2 separate regions of the Homo sapiens genome follow, and region 1 is linked to region 2. A link is an interaction called in ENCODE POLR2A ChIA-PET data of the cell type or tissue named here. Cell type or tissue: A673. All regions are shown on one strand. Links, peaks and the distances in the headings refer to the core of each region. The heading gives the core; the rest is flanking DNA.

The links. Peaks named below come from ENCODE experiments on the same cell type or tissue, not always from the same donor. Only the 100,000 strongest peaks of a DNase experiment are listed, where the experiment ranks them.
Region 1: POLR2A ChIA-PET joins it to region 2 with 9 read pairs; 2 of 35 experiments call an interaction of 5 or more read pairs at or near these places.

Annotation. Positions count from the first base shown.
Region 1 is chr7:100,245,724-100,250,109 of GRCh38, reverse strand. It overlaps the pseudogene CASTOR3P. Among named protein-coding and RNA genes, the nearest start is that of PVRIG, 28 kb to the right of the region's middle. RefSeq lists enhancers at 952-1,748, 2,547-3,344. In A673, for the core only: no CTCF peak of the experiment used is centred there; a DNase peak (open chromatin) is centred at 2,649.
Region 2 is chr7:100,541,371-100,545,756 of GRCh38, reverse strand. All of the region lies in intron 1 of AGFG2 (ArfGAP with FG repeats 2), which reads right to left. It overlaps LOC124901708 (a long non-coding RNA gene), which reads left to right. Exons shown (of 2, transcript XR_007060453.1): 2 at 2,125-2,290. Among named protein-coding and RNA genes, the nearest start is that of AGFG2, 4.4 kb to the right of the region's middle. RefSeq lists a silencer at 3,550-3,639. In A673, for the core only: no CTCF peak of the experiment used is centred there; no DNase peak of the experiment used is centred there; H3K27ac peaks cover 41 bases.

The DNA of each region.
Region 1 (4,386 bases), core at 213-4,212, 300 kb after region 2:
ATAAACATGTTTTGACTAGGTGCAGTGGCTTATACCTGCAATCCCAGCAATTTGGAAGTCCGAGGCAGGAAGATCTCTTGAGCCAGGAGTTCAAGACCAGCTTGTGCAACATAGTGAGACCCTGTCTCTACAAAAAATAAAAAATTAGGCTGGGTGCGGTGGCTCACACCCATAATCCTAGCACTTTGGGAGGCCAAGGCGGGTGGATTGCTTGAGGTCAGGAGTTTGAGACCAGCCTGGCCAACGTGGTGAAATCCCGTCTCTACTAAAAGTACAAAAATTAGCCAGGCATGGTGGTGAGTGCTTGTAATCCCAGCTACTCGGGAGGCTGAGGCAGGAGAATCACTTGAATGCGGGAGGCAGAGGTTGTGGGGAGCTGAGATCGTGCCACCGTACTCCAGCCTGGGTGACAGAGTGAGACCCAGTCTCAGAAATAAATAATAAAATAAGAAATTAGTTGAGTGTGGTGTCACGCACCTATAGTCCCAGCTACTCGGGCAGGAGGATCACGTAAGCCCAGGAGTTAGAGGCTGCAGTGAACTGTGATTGGTGCCGTTGCATTCCAGCCTGGGTGACAGAGCACGAACCTGTCTGGGAAAAAAAAAAAAAAAGGAAAAGAAAATCCCCATGCACCTAACCACCAGCCACACTATAGTTGGGTGAGCTGGAAGGTGTGAGCATCTGTAGGTCCTCAGCCCATGAAGATGCCCTGCCTGCCTGGTGGTGGGAGACACAGTGGCCTTTATCACATTCTCCATAATTGGATATGAGGGAAGCATGGGACCGTGACCCCTGGAGGGACTGCAGGGATTGCCCACGCCAGTCATCTCACTGTACAGCTGGAGAAACTGAAGCCAGGACAAGGAGTGGGCCAAGGTTCCATAGTGAGCAGGGGATGCTCTGTCTGCCTGGTGCACAACCCTCCTGTCCAGCTCCCAGTGCCCCCACCCACCCCACCCCAGGCCAGGAGCGGCCTCTGGCACCCAAGACAGGTGCAGAGTCAATCAGCAAATACTACAAGCCTCGCCCAGAACTGGGAGCTGGGGTAGCAGTGACAAAGCCTCCTTGGTCTCTGCCCACTCAGCAGCCCAGGCCAGGGTGGAGTTGGTAAACTTCAGCAGTGATCTAATGGCCAGACACCTCCCTAAGTAGGCACTGACGGTTGGAGGGGAGGTGTGGGTAGTGTTGAGGAGGGGACGTAGTGGAGCATGGTTCGTGAAGGTGTCCACCCTGAGACCTGAAGGCTGGGGAGTGGAATGAGGGTCCCGGGGGAGGATACGGCACACTAACGAACGAGGAGGCGCCCAGCAGTGGCCCCATGGGGGCTGGACAGAAACAGCCCAAGTCACGGAGCTGGAAGCCATCCTGGGGCCCTTGGTGTTATCATGGAGACAGTGGGAGCCACGGGAGGTGCTTGACCCAAGGAGCGAGGTCATCACATTTGTGCTTTGAGAAGTGCCTTTGCCTGTACTGTACAGCGTGGATGGACAGGGTCTCAGGAGACCCAGGAAGAGGCTTGTGAGATGACAGCAGGGATGAAAAAGGCTGGATTTGAGGTCCCCAAGGGGTCAGTCAAAGAGGGCTTGGTGAATCGAGTGGCACACAGCAGGTGGACACCAGGAAGAGTCTGGGTGGGGGTCAGGGGGATGGGTCACTGCTGGAGGTGAAAGGTCTTCCCAGTTCTGGTCCTGGCTCGTGCAAGGTGTGACCTCTGGCAGATCCCGTCCCTTCTCTGATCCTGGGTTTTTGTTTAAAGATGATCTATTCCATGCTAAAATTCTTTCCCCTTAAGATGCTAATCAAGGGACTATAGGTCCCTGTATGGTGGCTCAATCCTGTAATCCTAACCCTTCGGGAGGCAAAGGTGGGAGGATGGCTTGAGGCCAGGAATTCAAGACCAGCCTCAGCAACATAGTTAGACCCTGTCTCTACACGAAAAGATTTTTTTTTAAGACAGAGTCTCGCTGTGTCACCCAGGCTGGAGTGCAGTGGCATGATCTCAGCTCACTGCAACCTCTGCCTCCTGGGGTCAAGCGATTCTCCTGCTTCAGTCTCCGGAGTAGCTGAGATTACAGGCACCTGCCACCACGCCCAGCTAATTTTGGTATTTTTAGTAGAGACAGGGTTTCACCATGTTGCCCAGGCTGGTCTCGAACTCCTGGTCTCAAGTGATCCACCCGCCTCTGCCTCCCAAAGTGCTGGGATTGCAGGTGTGAGCCACCATGCCTGGCACCCCCCTTTCTTATTTGCTGGTGAACTGGTGGTAAACTGTGCCACAGATTTAAAAAAAAAAAAAACACTTGTAATTCTCTTTTCTCTGCTACTTTAGCTGGTTCATAAATCAGACATCTCAGAAAAGGTTTTGCCAGGCAAGTTTACCTGGAAGTGTCTCTCCCCTGCTGCACCCTCCTTCCCCCTCTGCCTTGGGGTTTCAGGTCTGTTGCTGGAACAGGGCTCTGGCTGGGCCAGGGCTCCTCGCCCAGGATGCCCAGGGAGAGGCCCCGTGTGAGGGCCTGACTCTGCGGGCTTAGGAATCCCAGAGTAAACAGATCAAGTTACCTGTGTCAGCCGGGCCATCCACAACAGGCAGCAGCAGCAATTGAAGATGGGAGTGTTCTTCTCAGAGATGACTCAGCTACTCAGCTTCTCGGCCCAGATCGGGGACCACCCTGGGCCTCAGCTCTGCCCTGGTGCTTGGCTCCAGGCCAAGGCCGGGGTTGGGTGGTGGGGGGAACAATGGATTTTGAGAGTCAGTGGCTGGTGTGCAATTCTCTTTCACCCCACCAGGCTGAGGGCACATGTCAACAACTCTGGCAGCGTGAGGGGACCAGCTGCGACCTGGGTCATCTGTAAGGTGGTGGCTCAGCCTCTCTAAGCCTCAGTTGCCTCATCTGTCAAATGGGCAGCAACAGCTATGTCAGAGAGTTGATGGGACAAATGAATCAACCGCCCGGGTGTGGTGGTTCATGCCTGTAATCCCAGCATTTTGGGGGGCTGAGGCGGTTGGATCACTTGAGATCAGGAGTTCGAGACCAGCCTGGTTAACATAGTGAAACCCCATCTCTACTAAAAAATACAAAAATTAGCTGGGCATGGTGGCAGGCGCCTGTAATCCCAGCTACTTGGGAGGCGGAGGCAGGAGAATTGCTTGAACCCGGTAGGCAGAGGTTGCGGTGAGCCGAGATTGCGTCACTGCACTCCAGCCTAGGCAACAAAGCAAGACTCCGTCTCCAAGAAAAAAAAAAAAAAGAATCAACCAAGGTGGTTGAAGCCAGGGTGCAGGGAGAGAAGTGCAAGTCTGCAGGGAGAGCCTGGACCATGGTGGTTGGAAGCCCAGGAGTGAGCATCTGGGGAGAGGGTGTAATAGGAGATGAGAGACGACCCCTTGAGAGCTGCCTACGCTGGGGAGGAGAAGAGCAGCCACCACAGGAAGCAGAGGACTGTCAGTGTCCAAGACGTCAGAGGAGACCGTGCGGGAGATTGCAGATTCCAGGGAGGCCTTGGCCAGCCATGTGGGTCCAGGCAACAGGTCATGGGCAGGGAGGCACAAGGGAAGACGTCATCGGGCTGGGCTCAGGGAGGTCACTGATGAACGGAGCGGGATGCCCTGGAGGGCTTGAGGACGTGGCCCAATGGCAGGTGGTCGGGGTAAGGAGGTGGCCTCAGGAGGAGATGGGGATGAAGGAAGACTTTTTTTTTAGGACAGAAGAAACTTGATCCTATTTATTGCTAAGACTAAGAAGCCAAGTATGAAACCGACAGCTCAGGGAGGTGCTTGGGAGAGTCATGAAAGGAGGAAGGAGTTTGCCAGAGTGCTGTTTTCCTGAGGCCAGAGAGAAGGGATCAGATGGGTGGACAGGCCAGACACAGTGGCTGACACAGTGGCTCACATGTAACCCCAGCACTTTGGGAGGCTGAGGCGGGAGGATCACTCGAGGCCAGGAGTTCGAGACCAGTTTGAGCAATATAGTGAGACCCTGTCTTTACAAAAAAATGAAAAAAAAAAAAGGCCGGGCACGGTGGCTCACGCTTGTAATCCCAGCACTTTGGGAGACCGAGGCGGGCGGATCATGAGGTCAGGAGATTGAGACCATCCTGGCTAACACGGTGAAACCCTGTCTCTACTAAAAATACAAAAAAATTAGCCAGGCATGGTGGCAGGCACCTGTAGTCACAGCTACTTGGGAGGCTGAGGCAGGAGAATGGCGTGAACCTGGGAGGCAGAGCTTGCAGTGAGCCGAGATCATGCCACTGCGCTCCAGCCTGGGCAACAGAGCAAGACTGCGTCTCAAAAAAAAAAAAAAATTAGCCAGGCATGGTGGTGTGTACCTGTAGTTGCAGCAACTTGGGAGGCTGAGTTGGGAGGATCACTTGAGCCCAGGAGTC
Region 2 (4,386 bases), core at 275-4,274:
GGCCTGGAATTAAACAGGCCCAGCTCTCCCACTTGCACCCAGCTCCCCAACATAACTCTCAGGTTCCTCCCAAAAGAGGTAATCACAGCAAATTCATTCTGGTATTTCTAACCAGGAAGTGCTGGGGAGGAACAGAGATCAATTTATTTTCTCAGAATAGAGTAAGTTTTTCCAATGGAAAGTACATTATTACTAGGACTCAAGCCTCCAGCCAGTCAGGTTGTCTTTATCCACTTCAGTTTCTTTTTCACAGGGCACCTAAAGGGCATATGAAGTATTCTGAATTATTTGGCAGCTGAAGCCACTTGTATGTGTAGCTGCTAACAACTGCCCAGTCCTCTCTCTTTCCCTCCCTCCCGTCTCCTCTCTGATTCCATTAGGCATAGTACTATTTCCACAAATACCACACCTTTTGTTTTTCTGTGATCATCACCCTCATGCTGGCCCATATTTTTGCTTCTATCTTGCTTCATAAAAGCATCAAACCTGCTCAGCTGCTCAGATAAGAAAGTTCTGCCAGGTCAACAATGGAAAAAAACCAGTTCCACCCAGCACCCAAGTTCTTTTTCATTTGTGCCAAATTTGGACTTGGGAAATCCTTGCCTTTGAACAATTGTGTTCAGATTCATACACCCCAGATCGTGTTTCTTTGCTCTGGGATTTCACTCCTCTGCTTCTGAACAGGATACAACTAAACCAGTTTAGCTCTTATCTTGGATGCAAACATCACCATGAAGAGTCCCTGTTAGGAACTTTTAATAGTCCCTAAGAGGAAGGCTCTCCTATTACCCTGCTCCAGGGTCAATTTCACTAATTTTAGGAACCCTCTTCCTGATCTAAATTCTGCTTCAACCCATTTCCTTTGTTCCTCCTCAGCAGCAATGATAAACAGCTGTCCTGTTGATTAGAGCCAGGTAGACTCCTGATAGCATCCAGCCGCCCTTCCCTTTAGGCTCAACCTCAATCTTTTTTACATGTCTCCCTCTGCCCTCACCTCTCTCATCCCCACCCCCCCGCCCACCACCCCACGTCGAGCTTTTTCTCATCCCTTTAGTAATTTATCACTTCCTTCGGGGCTTTTCAAGTGGTTCATGCACCCCTTATGAAACAGCACCTACATCTGTAATTTAGTGAGAGACTCTGTCCACCTCTGCCCAGCAGAGGTCAACATGAAAGGTGACAGAGGAGGGGATGGAGGGATGGGACTAAAACAGGGGCAAGGTACATGTGTACCTCTCCAACCCAGACAGATGGAAAAGTACTGAATTATTGAAGAACATACTGTACCTTTCCTCCCATGGAGATTAAAATGCTTCAACTAAGAACCACCAGCAAGCCCGACAGGGAAAGTAAGGCACAAGGAGGGCAGGAACTTGTCACAAATAAAGAGCTGTCAAGTGCATTCTTGACACCCAGCCCAGAGCTCTGCCCACCTTAATTCTGACTCCTGTGATCACAGTAAAGTTGGGCAGAAATAGAAGAGATAAGTGTCTATTACAAACACCTGAAGAACGATGGATTGAAGATGGACCCAAACAGCCACATCAAGGAAATATGTCATACTTTGCTGAAAAAACTGGGTGTCAAAGTTAGCGTCCATCCTTGTGTCAATGAGATCTCAGGCCTCAACATCCATTTTCTTTCTGAGGAACAGTGGTTCATTCACAGACGCATTCAGGCAAACCAGAACAAGAAAGAACATTTAAAGCACTGCTTTGCAAATAGATGCTTTTTAGCAGCAATTTTTACCACGTCTTAAGATTCAAATGACAGATTCATCCTCCAAGAATTAGAAATGTAACTAAACAAACAAGCATATGTGTATGTTGGGGAAATTAAACAGATCCACATCTAGGTTAAGGAAATTAGGTACTGGAAGAAAACCAAATGAATAAAACTAGGTCAGGTGTGGGACCTACAATTGTGGCAGTATGTATGTAAATTTAGGAACAGCAGAAACTAGCAGCCTTTCTCTCAACCCCTCACACCAACGCTGTAGGTTTTTGCTACAGCTGAGAAAATATTTCTCATTAAAAAAGAGAGAACAAGAATGAGTTCATACATGCAGGGATGCAGGCAGAGTCATACCCACCCACCAATATTAAAATGTGTGTTTTTCTTCAGATCTTAGGAAATTCAACTTTGGCTGGAACCATCAACTTTGCTACATCGGCCAATCCAACCAGCTGGGAATTCTAGTAATTTTGCTCACTGCCCCCAGACGACTCTATCCCCTTATGAAGGAGACATATTTGTAACCCACTGAACAGAAAACTGGCCTTTAAAATAATGTCATCCTGCTGTCTCCTTTCTGTGGCTACGGTGCTAATGTGGTATTTCAATTTCTTCCCTCAATATCCTCTTCATTTTAACAAAGAATATTTCTTCTCGAGGCCAGGCACAGTGGCTCACGCCTGTAATCCCAGCACTTTGGGAGGCCAAGGCAGGTGGATCACCTGAGGTCAGGAGTTTGAGACCAGCCTGGCCAACATGGTGAAACCCCGTCTCTACTAAAAATACAAAAATTAGCTGGGCGTGGTGGTGTGCACATGTAATCCCAGCTACCTGGGGAGGCTGAGGCAGGAGAATCGCTTGAAACCAGGAGGTGGAGGTTGCAGTGAGCCAAGATCGGACCACTGCACTCCAGCCTGGGCGACAGAGCGAGACTCCATCTCAAAAAAAAAAATTAATAATAATATTTCTTCTCTTTGCATCATACCTCAGTTTGGTATCACTCTAACCCACAGAGCTTCATTTTACTTCATAGCTTTTAGCAATACAGAACGATTTCTTTATAGTCCATGGCTTCCACTAGGATGTCAGCTCCGTGAAAATGGGAACTTATCACTACTGTATCTCCAGTACCTAAAACAGTGTCTGGCGCTTGATAGGCACTGAATAAGTTCGTGTTGACTGACCGAATGAATAAACATGCAGGCTGTCAGCCGACCACAATTTTCACTTCCCACCAACACCAAACCCTAATCTACAGGTAATCAATCATGGGGATTTAAGATGCTAATTGGTCTCCGTGCCACCATGGAGCCATGCCTCCAGAAATAAGCATCCCCTGCCTCACATTCTGCCTTACAGCCCACCTGCCAGCTCCCACTCCTTCCCACAGCATATCAAAGGGACACAGGTAATACTGTGTTAAGACCCCTTTACAAGGATTATATGCCTTGCCCTTGTCATGCTAATTATAGGGAAACTCCAGCTTTCTTGCAGAGTTTCTCCTGAAATTTCTCACTCTCAACATACCTTCAATTCAGCTTCATTTACTGGCCTAACCTCTTGATCTTTCATTTCACTCTCATTTCCTACTAACAAAGGGTTGGTCTAGCTTCTCATTTCCCAAACACCAAAATATGCTCTCTAAATCCTCCTCTGTGAGAATCACTCCCTGGTTTAGTCTCATAATGCTTTACCAAAAAGCTAAGCAGGCTGGGTGCCGTGGCTCACGCCTGTAATCCCAGCACTTTGGGAGGCGAGGCGGGCGGATCACTTGAGATCAGGAGTTCGAGACCAGCCTGACCAACATGGCAAAACCCCGTCTCTACTAAAAATACAAACATTAGCCAGATGTGGTAGCGCGTGCCTGTAGTCTCAGCTACTCAGGAGGCTGAGGCAAGAGAATTGCTTAAACCCAGGAGGCAGGGGTTGCAATGAGCCGAGATCGCGCCATTGCACTCCAGCCTAAGCAACAGAGTGAGACTCCATCTCAAAAAAAGAAAAAAGAAACCAGGTTTTTAACGTGTCCCAGATACCTTAGCTTTCTTTGTGTCCTGATTGAGGGGTATTATAAGGGAAATGTTATCTGTGGGACACTTTAACAAAGATCTACAAAATAATGATAACAATGTCAGCACTTCCCAGTTACTCAATTTTATCCATCAGTTTCATCCTTCTGCTTCTCATAGCAGGATCTTCAGGAATCAGCTCTTTCTCTTTCTACTTTACCCTATACATACTCCTTTTTTTTTTTTTTTTGTGAGACAGAGTCTCGCTCTGCGACCCAGACTGGAGAGTGCAGTGGTGCGATCTCGGCTCATTGCAACCTCCACCTCTTGGGTTCAAGCAATTCTCTTGCCTCAGCCTCCTAAGTAGCTGGGATTACAGGCACCTGCCACCATGCCTGGCTAATTTTTGTATTTTTAGTAAGAGATGAGATTTCGCCATGTTGGCCAGGCTGGTCTCGAAACTCCTGACCTCAAGTGATCTGCTCACCTTGGCCTCCTATACATACTGAGCCACCGAGCCCGACCCCTATACATACTCCTAAACGTTGCTCAATCTCTCCCCAGAGTTCTTCACCCACTCTCGAGTCTCTATCCTCTTGCTTCATTTCAGTCCATCTCAGTTTATGACACATTACTGTTTGGGTTC